Linked DNA regions of Homo sapiens: region 1 is linked to region 2. Evidence: chromatin contacts called from ENCODE Hi-C or POLR2A ChIA-PET data. All regions are on one chromosome and are shown on one strand. The core of a region is the stretch at or near the end of the contact, and the rest is flanking DNA. Distances in the headings are between cores, read along the strand shown. Region 1 overlaps LINC02405 (long intergenic non-protein coding RNA 2405). Region 2 holds the start of BRI3BP (BRI3 binding protein).

What was found. A loop is a pair of places that touch in the nucleus more often than their neighbours do. ChIA-PET counts read pairs that join two places held with the same protein, here RNA polymerase II (POLR2A). Pooled maps may share reads with other maps.
Region 1: a loop to region 2 is called in a pooled map, with 7 times the contacts of the local background. The contact joins the enhancer-like site here to the promoter of BRI3BP in region 2. A Hi-C loop is called at or near these places in 1 of 37 single-sample maps with no recorded cell type and 2 of 50 pooled maps. POLR2A ChIA-PET finds 5 or more read pairs at or near these places in 1 of 52 experiments (A673).

The regions. Positions count from the first base shown.
Region 1 is chr12:127,040,823-127,048,166 of GRCh38, forward strand. The region is part of intron 1 of LINC02405 (long intergenic non-protein coding RNA 2405); the gene reads right to left. Among named protein-coding and RNA genes, the nearest start is that of LINC02405, 16 kb to the right of the region's middle. RefSeq lists an enhancer at 1,216-1,345 and a silencer at 1,329-1,529. Within about 2 kb of position 1,394, at least 2 of the 41 ENCODE cell types and tissues checked have a DNase peak (open chromatin) inside an H3K27ac peak, as active enhancers do.
Region 2 is chr12:124,991,495-124,998,599 of GRCh38, forward strand. BRI3BP (BRI3 binding protein) reads left to right here and starts at 2,151. Exons shown (of 3, transcript NM_080626.6): 1 at 2,151-2,509. The coding sequence starts at 2,297. RefSeq lists enhancers at 721-1,221, 2,941-3,030, 4,211-4,350 and silencers at 1,981-2,300, 2,321-2,370, 2,471-2,520, 2,531-2,780, 2,791-2,850.

The DNA of each region.
Region 1 (7,344 bases), core at 144-2,643, 2.0 Mb after region 2:
CACAAAAGTCCATTTTATATTTAAACATTATTTTGAATTCAAATTTCAAGGCATTTTGAGATCTGTTGCATCATCAGTGATTCTCAAAGTATTTCTAGAAAATCTAGTGCTCCTAGATGCTAGTGGAGGAAAGGCATCTCTGGTTAAGTTTATTGTGGGTTATGTGGCATATATTGATCTTGAGAGGTAGCAATGCACGCTGAAGGCCCTTAGAAGCTTTGGAATAAAAAACATGACTGATAATATTTTTAATGCTATTTTTCAACGTGTTTGTTCAGAAAAATCGTATCTACCCACCTATCTATTAATATCTATCTACTTATATGTTTATACCCTTATTCTCACTAAACCTCCATTTCTTCTACGTGAAATGGGTACAATGCCACAGGATCACTGTGACAGCCTCGTGCGTTCATGACCGCACGGTGCTCTGGATCATATCTGGCATAAAATAAGCACTCGGCAAATGTGAGTGACTGTATCAGGCAGTTCCCACATTGCTGTAAAGAAATACCTGAAACTTGGTAATTTATAAAGAAAAGAGGGGCCACGCACGGTGGCTCACGCCTGTCATCCCAACACTTTGGGAGGCCAAGGTGGGCGGATCACTTGAGGTCAGGAGTTCGAAGCTAGCCTGGCCAACATGGTGAAAACCCATCTCTACTAAAAATACAAAAATTAGGTGGGTGTGGTGGCACATGCCTGTAATCCCAGCTACTCGAGAGGCTGAGGCGGGAGAATCGCTTGAATCTGGGAGGTGGAGGTTGCAGTGAGCCAAGATTGTACCACTGCACTCCAGCCTGAGTGCTTCTTTTTAAGACTTATTCTCAAAAAAAAAAAAAGAGGTTTAATTGGCTCCTGTTTCCACGGGCCCTACAGGAAGTGTACTAGCTTCTGCTTCTGGGTTCTGGGGAAGCCTCAAGAAGCTTCCAATCATGGTGGAAGGTGAAGGGGAAGCAGGCACATCTTACATGGCCGGGGCAGGAGGAAGAGAGAAAGTGGGGAGGTGCCACACAATTTTAAACAACCAGATACTGTGAGAACTCTATCATTATACAGTACCAAGGTAGATGGTGCTAAACCATTCATAAGAACTCTGCCCCCATGATCCATTCACCTCCCACCAGGCCCCACCTCAACACTGGGGATGACAATTCAACATGAGATTTTCTGGGGACACAGATCCAAACCATATCAGCAATTAAGCAGACACAAGGTGGATTTTAAGACATGCTTCAACATGTACTCTAGTCTAATGTATGCCAGCGTCAATGATAATCCGGCTGAAGTGCCCAACTGAGGCTACCCTTTAAACTAAAAATAATCAGTTACTATTTTATAAGACTGACTCAGATTGAGAAGTCTCAAATAGTAACTGAGAATCCTGTATGTTTCGCAACCTCCTTCACATTTGTTTCACCTACAGTAAATTCCAGCTGCTCACACAAAAAGAGGAAGTGTGCAGATGGGTGTATTTATATATGTGTGTGATTGTGTATTTTATATGTTGAGCTGAAACTCAGGGAAATTGGGCTGTTTCCTTTTCTTGTTTCTATTTATTTTCTTAGTTATTAGGTTGAGACCTGTCAATATCATTCACTTGACACTTCCATGCAGCATGGACCACAACACACTCTTCTCACTCTGGCTCACACATGCAGCCCTTTCTACATATCAGGCTATGAGCTTCCAACTTTCTGAATAACAAGATATCTATTTCCTTGCAGTTTCACACTCTGTTCACACTTGATTTCCCTGTTTATTTGCTTAGTCAACCCTACTCTCTTCCAACACCCCTACCACACTCTTTCCTTATGCTACTAGATCTTTAATTGGCCACAGTGATCATGCTCGTTTATTAATTTTAAAAATATTTATTGACTGTCTGCTCTGACCTGGCCTGTGCTGGGTGATGTAGCCCCTAACGGGCAAACATTCCAATCTGTTATATTTGCTTCTCCCCGTCTCTCTCCAGCACTCACAACACAGGCTGAATATTGTAGCAGTATGTGTGAGACGTGCACAAGGATGAATGGAAGATGGATAATATTGTATAAACGGAGGGTTGAAAGCAAGTGCTCCACCTGAAAGACAGTTATAGTTACAGAAATGAAAACTGATACTTTTTTTGAGATACTTCATAATTTCAAGATGCAATTATATCTCCATAGGGCAATAGGATCCCATAATTACAACCACAATCCTTCGGGCCCTGCATTTTAGACTCTATAGCCCCCAGAGCTCTTGAGCCCTCTAACACACTGCCATCCTGGGAAAACACTCTGGGGACCCCCTCTAACAGGCCTGATGCACCTGGTGAAGCTTCTGCTTAGAGAGGGGTCACAACTCAGCCTGGATCTTCAGGTAAAAGGTTGGAACATCAGGTATTCCAGGTTCACAACATGACTCATTCTAGGAGACTCCAGCTAGGCTCTGTTGTTTGACAGAGGATGGCCAAGTTGGTCTTAAATGAAGGCCTAGGTTGGGGCACGTGCAGATCCAGGCGGAAAAGTCAACCCATGGGATGCACCTGGGACATGCCAGGTGTGGACCCTTGAGGACCTCATGACTGCATTCTGCAGGGAAAAAGACAAGAAACCAATCAGACATGTTCACTGCGGGGCTTAGCCTTGCTGAAGAAAAACAAGAAAATGCCTCAGTTGGAGAAAGATCCTATGAAGGCCATCCTGAGAGGTAGGGAGAGGAGAGTATTGTGAAATGAAGTCATCCAAAAAGGGGATTTGGAGCCACGGTATTAGTGAGATCATACCAGACATGAGAATGACTCTAGGCTGAGCCACAGTGAAGGAACTCCAGCAGGTGAGCATTGGGAAAAGAGGCAGAAAGAGCCTATCTGGGGTCAGCTCTGGGATTGGGTTCTTAGCGGAGTTGGGCTTGTCACCCTCGGCGGCTAGGAACCCATCACCTATATGATCATGCTCCACAGGAGATCCATGCTTCTTGGTGTGGTTCCATTGATACCTGTAATCATCATACCTCAAGCTCAAGCCTGGCTGTATCACCAGGGGCAGCCAGATAGTAGCTTTGCAGACCATGTGGTCTCTGTCACGAGCAGCAGCCACAGGCCGTATGTGTCAAGTGTAGCATAAACATGTATAAACAATCAGATGTAGCTTTAAATTCTTTCTTACAAAACATGCATTGGACTGAATTGGTCCTGAAGGTCATTAGTTTGCTATCCCCTGAAGGAGTCTGTAGCTTGTCTGAATATGAAAATAATTACACCAAATGCTTGGTTAAAACAAAACAACACAGTAACAACACTTTAGTTTCTGCCAGTAAAAGTAGGAGAGTCAATAATACACAATGGCTAAGAACTCAGTCTCTAACATTAAACTTACTTGAATCTAGTCTATAACCAATTCTTAATGGTATAACCCTGGGAGAGTTTCTTGGCTTTACTAAGCCTCGACTTCTTTGTCTGTAAAATGAGAATAATAGATGAATTTACCTTTTGGAGTGTTCTAGTGATGCAGCGATAATGTATTTAAAATGCAATGATTAGAACCTGATATGTGTATGGGTCAATTTATATGAACTATTGTTATTAGCAATATGTTCTCCTATCATGAACCTAGTTGGAAAGACATAACCTCAGGTGAGACAAACCTTTGGTACAACAAAGCCTGCTTGATAATCTCATTACCAATAGTACATTTCTAACTTCTTGCCACTCTCTCATGGTTCATGTTTTTGAGGATCACCTTTCTTCAGCTGGTCAGGAGCTTTGAAGTTCCAAACTAATAGGACAATATTAGCAAATAAGTAACGTATAGATTGTTGTCACAGTAATTTAAGAATGTTTAGCCAAGGAAACATCTGGAATGATATCAGATACGTTCTAAAATATATAATCTGACAGATTAACTTCATGGAGTTAAAATTGTCCTATGATGGTTCTCAGAAAATCGCTTGAGTTTGCTTTACTGCTTAGGATCAGATTATAGCATTAAAGTAAAGGAACATTGATACCCTCCTTGGTCTCTGACCCAGACTGGAGTCAGTTCTCATCATCTGCTGCTAATCTTTGTACCTCTTCATAGAGATTTTCTTAAATTCCAAAAGAGCAATTTTCTGATAAGGATAGTAGTAATATCAGCTAATGTTAACTTCCTAAAACTACATAGTGAAACTTAAGCTGGAGAAATGCCATCTCCTTTGCCTTTGGAGGAGCCAGAACTATGGAATAAAAATGACTACATGCTTATCATGTTTCCTGATGGGAAAGTACACTTCACTGACCGGTAGTTAGCCTCATGAACTCTTAGTTACTTCCAGAATTATCACTTCTTGGAAGTGATTACACCAGGGTCAGGGAGACCATTTTATTTCCCTTTATTTTTACATTAGACAAGGAGTATCTATGCTGATTATTAGTTATAATAAGCAATCCTACCTTTTGGTGATTTATACCATTCATTTATCTCTTGCAAACCTCTTAGCAAATTTATAACTAGGCACAATTATCTGACAGAAAGTAATAATGGTACCAATCATTTGCAGTGTGGCAAATGCTATTCTGATTAATTTACATGTTTGAATCTATTTATTCTTCACAACTTCCCTAAGAAGTGCGTGCTATTATTATCCTCACTGCAAGGAGACCCACAGTCAGATGGACACAATGTGATATGCCAGGATTTACCTTTATGGCCTGGGTTTTAATTACTGTGTTACAGAGATATTCACACGTCTCTGAATCTTTAAAACCAACTTTTTAAAGTACTTACAAATGGTATTTTAAGAATTCCACAATAACAAAAGATTTGTAAATTTCTTGGAGAGTAATTTTATTTAACAGTGAGAGTGATAGATGTTATCTGGAATGAGGATATTGTGCTGGCCCTCAGACAGCTACATAATTTGTCATGATTATAAATGTACAGGCATAGGCTGGCAGAGAGCTCTATAGTAAATGGAATTCTATTCTGAAATGAATACGTAAACTGGTAGAGATTTGCACATAAATATTAGGCAGAGTTAATGCTCTGGGGATTATAGATATTTATGATTTTTTAAATACCCAGGCCATCAGCCAACATATCCTTTACGACAGTGGAAAGAAAATGAAACTAAGGTGGGACTCAGTGACTCACGCCTGTAATCCCAGCACTTTGGGAGGCCGAGGCGGGTGGATCACCTGAGGTCAGGAGTTCTAGACCAGCCTGGACAACATGGTGAAACCCCATCCATACTAAAAATACAAAAATAAGCCGGCCGTGGTGGCAGGCACCTGTAATCCCAGATACTCAAGGGGTGCTGAGGCAGGAGAATCGCCTGAATCGGGGAGGCGGAGGTTGCAGTGAGCTGAGATTGTGCCATCGCACTCCAGCCTGGGGGACAAGAGCGAGACTTTGTCTCAAAAGAAAAAGAAAATGAAACTAAAAGGCTAAAAAAAGATGAATAGGGCAACAAAGAAAAAAAAGAAAAGAAAAGATCAAGTAGTTTGAGAAAAAGACACAGAAAATAAAACCCATCTTTGCTAAAATCTGTAATAACAATTTATGTAAAAATCCTAGATGAGAATTATTAAAACCCAAGATCTAACTAAAAATCAAAATATGTTCCAATATATTATTTATATGGTATACTTCAGAGACAAAAAGCAGTTCTATTCATGGCCATAAACTCAAGGTCATAAAAATAAATTAGCACAGCCCCTAAGAAAATTCACCCACTGACATACATTGTAGCCACATAACTTACCATTAAACCAGATAATGTAGTGACACTTCTGGCATCCATTAAATCAGATAATATGGCAACACTTCTAGGGGGCATTAAATCAGACAGTATGGTAACACTTTGAGGATGCATTAAACCAGGTAATACGGTAACACTTCTAGGGTGCATTAAACCAGATAATATGGTAATACTTTAAGGATGCATTAAACCAGACAAAATAGTGACATTTCTAGGATGCACCTTGCCCTCCCACCAGCCTGATCATTGCACATAGGAGACTCAGAGAGTTCTTACCTTTAATGTAGATTCCAAAACTTACATTGGGGGGACCTTGTACATGCTCTGTAACTCTCTCAGCCTCAGTTTCCTCATATGCAAAATGAAGGAAAATATCTTTCCAACAGAATTCTAATGTTGATTACATGAGCCAATATGGTATATTAAATCTTATACATTAAACATTACACATTAAATTATATGGTCTAAATTATAATGTTTGGACTATAGTAAGGATCTTATAATTTAATGTGTGGGATTTACTATAAGATTAAGTATATACTATATTACAATATAAAATATGATATGCATTTATATAAAATATTTTACACTCTATGTTTTATAAGTATTAGGTTGGTGCAAAAGTAATTGTGGTTTTTGCCATTGAAAGTAATGGCTTTTATTACTGGGCAATACATGTAATATATAATTTATAAGTAGGATTTTATACAGTAATTAAATGGTATTAAAATATTAATAGTATTGAAATATTAAATGCAAATAGTATTAAAATATTAAATTAAATTATCAAAATTTTCCTTGTCCTGAAGTCACATAAAGAAAAACCTCATGGAAATAGAATGTCTTGGATTATAGACAGGTCATCTTCTCCAGAACTGGCAGTTGCCATGTGTGTTTGGCAGCACTTGGCGAGGCGGGGATGGTCAGGGAAGATATGTTGGAGAAGGATCCACCTACTGTAGTGAGCAGGAGGGGGGATTTTCAGGAGGAGGGAATCAACCATATGTTATAGTCATGGATTCAAGTGTGAAACCATAGTAGACAGTTCTGGAAGGTAGGTGGCCAGAGGTTGCATGCTCAGTCTCTGAAGGAAGATGTTCAGCACTCCAATCCTGGCTCTACTAATGGTATGAGAAGGCAGCTCCTTCCAGCATATGACTGTCAATTGTTAAATTTTCAGGGAATTTGTGAGCCAGTCATTAAAGCAACAATTATTAGAAATTAATGGCTATAAACTTATAATTATATAAATCACATTTAAAAAGTAAGAAACACTCAAAACTCTTCACATTCTAATTATTTTTAGTACATCAAATTACTGCCCAGGGTCTAGAGATTGTTTGTGACTAATGTATCTGTACACTGGGAATCCTATAAGACCATGTGCTAATGTGAAGTGCATTATCTTCCCAGCCCCATATTCTGTGATGTCAAGTTAGTAGTTTAAAGTCAGCCATAGTCGTAGCATTTGCATAGTATCGATACTATAAGAAGTTTTAATTTAACAAATATAATTTGTATGAGACTAAGAAAGACTCCTACAGGAGAGCACATGGATGTACCTTGAAAACATTGTGCTAAGTAAAAGAAGCCAGATAAAAAGGTCACACATTGTATAAT
Region 2 (7,105 bases), core at 901-3,400:
CAAACACAGGCAAATGAATCCCCTAAATTTTAAGAGGAACATAGTGAATGGGAGGGGACAAAGGGAGGCTTCGTGGGGGAACTGGTAATGTTTCGTTTCTTGATTTGGGTGCTGGTTACCTTGGGTATTCAGTTTGTGAAAATTCATAAAAATTTATATGATTGTGTATTTTTCTGTATGTTATACCTTAATTAAAAAGTTTATTATTATTATTATTATTATCATTTTTTATAGAGATAGGTTTCACTATGTTGGCCAGGCTGGCCTCGAACTCCTGTGTTCAAGCAATCCTCCTGCCTTGGCCTCCCAAAACAAGCTTGTGCCACTACACCTGGCGTAAAAAAAGGTTTTTGTTTTGTTTTGTTTTGTTTTTGGGACGGAGTTTCACTCTTGTTGCCCAGGCTGGAGTGCAGTGGCTTAGTCTCGGCTCACTGCAACCTCCGCCTCCCAGGTTTAGGCGGTTGTCCTGCCTCAGCCTCCCGAGTAGCTGGGATCACAAGCAGGCACCACCATAACTGGCTCATTTTGGATTTTTTTTTTTTTTTTTTTTTTTTTTTGAGACGGAGTCTCGCTCTGTCGCCCAGGCTGGAGTGCAGTGGCACGATCTCGGCTCACTGCAACTTCCGCCTCCCGGGTTCACGCCATTCTTCTGCCTCAGGCTCTGAGTAGCTGGGACTACGGCGCCCGCCGCCACGCCCGGCTATTGTATTTTTAGTAGAGACGGGGTTTCACTGTGTTAGCCAGGATGGTCTCGATCTCCTGACCTCGTGATCCGCCCGCCTCGGCCTCCCAAATTGCTGACCTTGTGATCCGCCCGCCTCGGCCTCCCAAAGTGCTGGGATTACAGGCGTGAGCCACGGCGCCTGGCCTCATTTTGTATTTTTAGTAGAGACGGAGGGATTTCTCCATGTTGGTCAAGCTGGTCTCGAACTCCCGACCTCAGGTCACCCGCCTCAGCCTCCCAAAGTGCTGGAATCACAGGCGTTAACCACCGCACCCGACCTACAAAAAAGTTTTTAAAAAGATAAACAATACAGGAAAAAATGTGCAAAGGATATGAATAGGTAATTCACAGAGAAGTAATTCAAATGGCCAATAAATCTATGAAAATCTTACTAGGAATCCAGAAAATGTAAATTCAAAAATAAGAGCATTTTGTATTCTTTGGATTGGCAAAAATTGAGTTTTATTTTCTTGGTTGTCTAAAAAAAATGTTGGTTAGACTTGATTTGTTTGATTTAGGATGCAAACAGGGTCCTTGCATTGCATGGGTTATTATGGCTCTTAAGTCTTTAAAACCAATTATCCTCCTCTTCGCTCACCTTTTATACCAATTATTTATTGAACAAACTGGGTCGTTTGTTTGGTAGAATGCCCCACATGCTGGAGTTGGTTGGTTGCTTCTGCTGCTTCTAAGTTTTCCTTATCTGCCATATTTCCTGTAAACTGTAGGTTTGATCTAGAGGCCCCATCAGGTTCATGCTCAACTTGTCTTGGCAAGAATCCATCGCAGGTGGCGCTGGTACTTCCTGGCACTAAGATCGATTGGCGGGACCGGGACTTCGCGGCTTAGCCCCTCCATTTTCAAGTTCCCCGCCAAACCCTCCCCTCTTGGTTGTACCCATTTCTGATGATCATCGCGTGAATCCATCATTCTATTGAGGGGTGCCAAATAATTTTCGGATTCTCTCATTCATCCTCATGTATTAGCTGGACTTTGTAAAAGAAAGTCCCTCCCCAACTATTTTGGGGCTCTGAAATACAGTTCATTCAGGAAGGGCAGGAGGATGCCTGATGCTTTCTTGTTATTTAAAATTTTCAGGATGAATGAGCTGATGCCCACGAGGGCGAATTTTGGGGTACCATTATAATACATTCAGGGAGATTACATATATGTCTATTTCATGTTTTTCAATCAGTTGCAGTCACTTTCCTGGTTGAAGCTGTTGCAAGTTTTACAGGCACGGGTTGCTTTTCCACGGATAAGTTAAAAAAGAGAATTTTTTTTTAAATGATGAGAAGCCGCACCGGGTCGGGGCAGGCTTCCGGGAGGCGGGCGCGGGGCCCCGGGGCCGGGTCGCGTTGGTCCCGCGCCGGGGGCGGGGCGCGGCGTGGGCTGGGCCGTGCGCCTTTGCGCGCGGGGCGGGGCAGGTGGCGCAGCAGCGGCGGCGGCGGCTGTGGGTAAAGGCGCGGCGCGCGGCCCCCGAGCGCGCCAACCTTGCCCTAGCCGGAGCCCGCTGCGGCCCAGCGCACGGCCCTCACCCCGCATCGCGACCCCGCGCCCCGCCGGCCGAGCATGGGCGCGCGCGCCTCAGGCGGGCCCCTGGCCCGGGCCGGGCTCCTGCTGCTGCTGCTGCTGCTGCTGCTGCTCGGGCTGCTGGCCCCGGGCGCGCAGGGGGCGCGGGGCCGCGGCGGCGCGGAGAAGAACAGCTACCGCCGCACGGTCAACACCTTCTCCCAGAGCGTCAGCAGCCTGTTCGGCGAGGACAACGTGCGCGCCGCTCAGAAGGTGGGCGCCGGGCCCGCGCCCGCGGTCACCTTGCCCCGGTCGCCACGCACCTGGCTACCGGGGCCGACCTGGGAGGAGCGCGGCCTCCGGGGCTGCCCGCCCGGCCAGCGCGCGGGAAGAGGGGGTCCGGCCTGCGCCTCGGGGCCTGCCGCCTGCGGCCCCCGCCGGGCCTGACCAGTGCGGGTCTGGGCGGCCGGGCCTCGGGGCGCCCTCTCCTCTGCGCCGCGCTTCTCCTTGGACCTTGCCTCCGCGGTCGGCGCAGCCAGAGTCTCTCCCGGCTGCGCTGACGCCTGCCGCGCGTCTCATTCATTCATTCACCGCGTTTGAATGGCTCCTACTGTGAGCCAGGCAGCACACTGGCGCTCTCGGTCCCCACGCGGCTGCGCCCTCCCCAGCTACCCCGGGTTTGTCCTAGCCTCGCATCCCGACCCACTTCCCCTGGGACCTTCTGCCCCACTCCTCCTCCTGCTTTGAAGATACTTGGAGTTGTTTTTACTTTACAGGAAAAGAAGGGAGCAATGCGATTTGCTCGGTGGCTTTGGGAAACCGAGCACCTACTGTGTGCGGGGCCTTTCGCGTGGAGCCTTTTGTTTAGTTTGGGGAGGTCCCGGATCCTGCAGCCTCCTGGGAAGGGTGTTGAGTCCCAGGAGGATCGCAGGGGGTTTTCCCCAATTCCTGCTCTCTGGAGCTAGGTGCGATAGGGGTGCCATTCCGGGCCGAAGTCCGCCGACTAGCTCTTGAGAAGGAGGAAGTTACTGGGGACAGTTGTGTGTGGTATTGCGGTTCCTTTGCTGTTCCCTGGGGAGGAGGGGGCTCTTGCTTGCCGCCAGCCTTCCTGGGGTTTTGGAGTCAGAGAAGTTTGGGTTCAAGTTGGAGCTCTACCAGTTGGATGACTTTGGGGAAGTGACTTCACTTCTTTGAGCTTGTTTCTTTATTTGTTAAATGGGGATAGTAATCATTCCCCTTCATTGCGAGGTTGTAATTATGACTAGTTGGTACCTTCCTGGCCCAGAATCATGGCTAAAAAGTTAAAGTTTTCTGCTCATTGAGAGGGAGTGGGGAATAGAAGGGAATATGAAGGCCGAAATCAGATTGACTGCATGTTCTTACTGGATAACATGAAAGGTTAATTTGTTAGGAAAACAGTAAGTTTTGACCTCCCTCTCCTGTGGGCAGGGGCACCTCTTGCACAGGTGGGTCTGTGTCTTCATACATGTAGGGGAGAGAACGCTTTGTAGGTGGCCAAAGAGGGGCAAGGAAGCAGGGCTGAACGCCTGAATGTGAAAAGGTTGCCCTGGAGTCTGGCGCGGGAAAGGATCAGGGGTGTGAGTGCAGGGAGTCTCACTTACTTCCTCTTGATGCCGTTTCGGAGCTATTTGAAGGCAGAAATCATTTGTTTTAGAGCAAAAATAAGCCTGTCTTTTTCACGCAGGGTGACCACAGGATCCCCATGTCTCAACTGACGGTGGTTCCATGTGACAATCTAAGGCCAACAAACATGAAATACGAGTGGTTATTTAAGACTTTTACTTAAATAAGACAATCTGTATTCTGGCAGAGCATCTCCGAATCTGGGGGTCAGAGCTCTTCCTGGGCTAAACCGGGGTTTGTGCCTTTAATAGAGATACTAATGATTACTAAGTGCTTTTGTAGATAGAATAATCTTATGTAATCCTTAGAATGACCCTGTGCAGTAGGTACTGTTACTGTTCCCATTTGACAGATGAGGAAACTGAGACACAGAGCAGTGAAGTGGCTGGTTTCAGGTCAGATGAGTGGCAGAGCCAGGATGTGAACCTAGGCAGAGTGGACATGGAGCCCACATTAGTATCTCTCGCCTGTTTTCCTGCTTCATGACCCCTTCCCTGTTCCCCGAGTCAGTACAGCATCCAGAGGCTGACCTGACTTCTTTCCTTTTTGTTTTTTTGAGACGGAGGTCTGGCTCTGTTGCTCAGGCTGGAGTGCAGTGGAGTGATCTCGTCTCACTACAACCTCCACCTCCCAGGTTCAAGCGATCTTCCCCACTCACCCTCCCAAGTAGTTGGGATTACAGGTGTCCACCAGCATGCCTGGCTAAGTTTTGTATTTTTAGTAGAAAAGAGGTTTCACCATGTTGACCAGTCTGGTCTCAAACTCCTGACCTCAAGTGATCCTCCCGCCTCGGCCTTCCAAAGTGCTGGGATTACAGGTGTGAGCCATTGCACCTGGCCTGACTTATTTTATTTCCTGCTGAGTGTAGCCCACACTGGCCAGGCTTGGGGATATTGTTTTGTTAATTTTATGGGTTTTTTTTTAAATTTAATTAATTAATTTATTTTTTGAGACAGACTCTTACTCTGTCACCCAGGCTGGAGTGCGTTGGCACGATCTTGGCTCACGGCAACGTCTGCCTCCTGGGCAAGCAATTCTCCTGCCTCAGCCTCCTGAGTAGCCGGGATTACAAGTGAGTAGCCGGGATTACAAGTGAGCACCACCACATCCGGCTAATTTTTTATGTTTTTGGTAGAGATGAGGTTTCATCATGTTGGCCAGGCTGGTCTCAAACTCCTGACCTCAAGTGATCTGCCGACCTCAGCCTTCCAAAAGTGCTGGGATTACAGGCGTAAGCCACCGTGCCCAGCCTGTTTTGTGAATTTTAAATAAAGGAAAACTGGGTCTGCCAGCAACTGTAGTTTTCAGCATGCCTGGGTTTACGAATTAGAGCCAAACCTGCTTTGTGAAGTTTAATGGTATTTAAAAAAACACCCCATAGTCTTTTTTTTTTTTTTTTTCCGAGATGGAGTATTGCTTTGTCGCCCAGGCTGGAATGCAGTGGTTCAGTCTTGGCTCATGGCAACCTCTGCCGCCCAGGTTCAAACAATTCTCCTGCCTCAGCCCCCTGAGTAGCTGGGATTACAGGCGTGTGTGCCACCATGCCTGGCTAATTTTTGTATTTTTAGTAGAGATGGGGTTTCACCATGTTGGCCAGGCTGGTTTCGAACTCCTGACCTCGTAATCCGCCCTCCTCAGCCTCCCAAAGTGCTATGATTAGAGGCTTGAGCCACCGTGCCCGGCCTCCCATATTCTAATCTAGGACTTGTCTGAAATACACCTATGACCATCCTGTTTGGAGCATGGGAACAGACATGAGTTTGAATCCTAGCTGTTTCTCACTCGCTCTGTGACCCTGAGCCAGTTGCTTTACTTCTCTTTTTTTTTTGCTTTACTTCTCTTTTTTTTTTTTTTTTTTTGAGATGCAGTCTCGCTTCTTCTCCCAGGCTGGAGTGCAATGGCGAGCTCTCGGCTTACTGCAACCTCCGCCTCCCGGATTCACGAAATTCTCCTGCTTCAGCCTCCCTAGTAGCTGGGGTTACAGGCAGATGCCACCACGACCAGCTAATTTTTGTATTTTTAGTAGAGACAGGGTTTCACTGTGTTGGCCAGGCTGGTCTCGATCTCATGACTTCAGGTGATCTGCCTGCCTCGGCCTCCCAAAGTGCCGGATTTACAGACGTGAACCACCGTGCACCACCCAGTTGCTTTACTTATCTGTGTCCCATTTGTTCAGAGGAGATAAATTGGGGAATTAAAGGAGATTGGTTGGGCTGCACAATGCCAGGGACTGAATAAGCATTTAGTAAATGGTAGAATATTTCTATATGAAGGGAATTTGTCTGGTAGGAGGTAATAGACTTGTTAATTCCTTTAAAAATTATTAAGTGATGCCCTGGCATGGTGGCTCACACCTGTAATCCCAGCACTTAGGGAGGCCAAGGTGGGCAGCTCATCTGAAGTCAGGAGCTCGAGACCAGCCTGGTCAACATGGCGAAACCCTGTCTCTACTAAAAATACAAAAATTAGGCCAGGTGTGGTGGCTCACGCCTGTAATCCTAGCACTTTGGGAGGCCAAGGTGGATGGATCACCTGAGGTCAGGAGTTCAAGACCAGCCTGACCAACATGGTGAAACCCTGTCTCTACCAAATACAAAAAATTAGCCAGGCGTGGTGATGCATGCCTGTAATCCCAGCTACTTGGGAGCCTGAGGCAGGAGAATCGCTTGAACCCGGGAGGCGGCCGTTGCAGTGAGCCAAGATTGCACCGTTGCGCGCGCCAGCCTGGGCAACGAGTGAAACTCCGTCTCAAAAAAAAAAAAAAAAAATTAGCTGGGCGTGGTGGTGCACGACTGTAATCCCAGCTACTTGGGAGGCTGAGGCAGGAGAATAGATTGAGCCCGGGAGGCTGACGTTGCGGTGAGGTTGAGTCGCCCCACTGCACTCAAGCCGGGGGAACAGAGACTCCGTCTCAAAAAAAATTATTAAGCAACTTATACACATGTGTTCATAGCAACACTTTTTACAATAGCTAAAAAGTGGAAATGTCCCAAATGTCTTATCAGCTGATGAAGGGATAAAATGTGATGTGTCTGTATAATGAAATATGATTCAGCCATAAAAAGGAATGAAGTATTGCTATATGCTACAACTTGGACGAACCTTGAATAAATGAGAGAAGCCAGTCACGAAAGGGCACACATTATATGATTCCATTTACAGCATATGAAATATCTGGAATAGGAAGATCCGTAGAGACAGAAAGCAGATGGGTGGTTGCCAGGG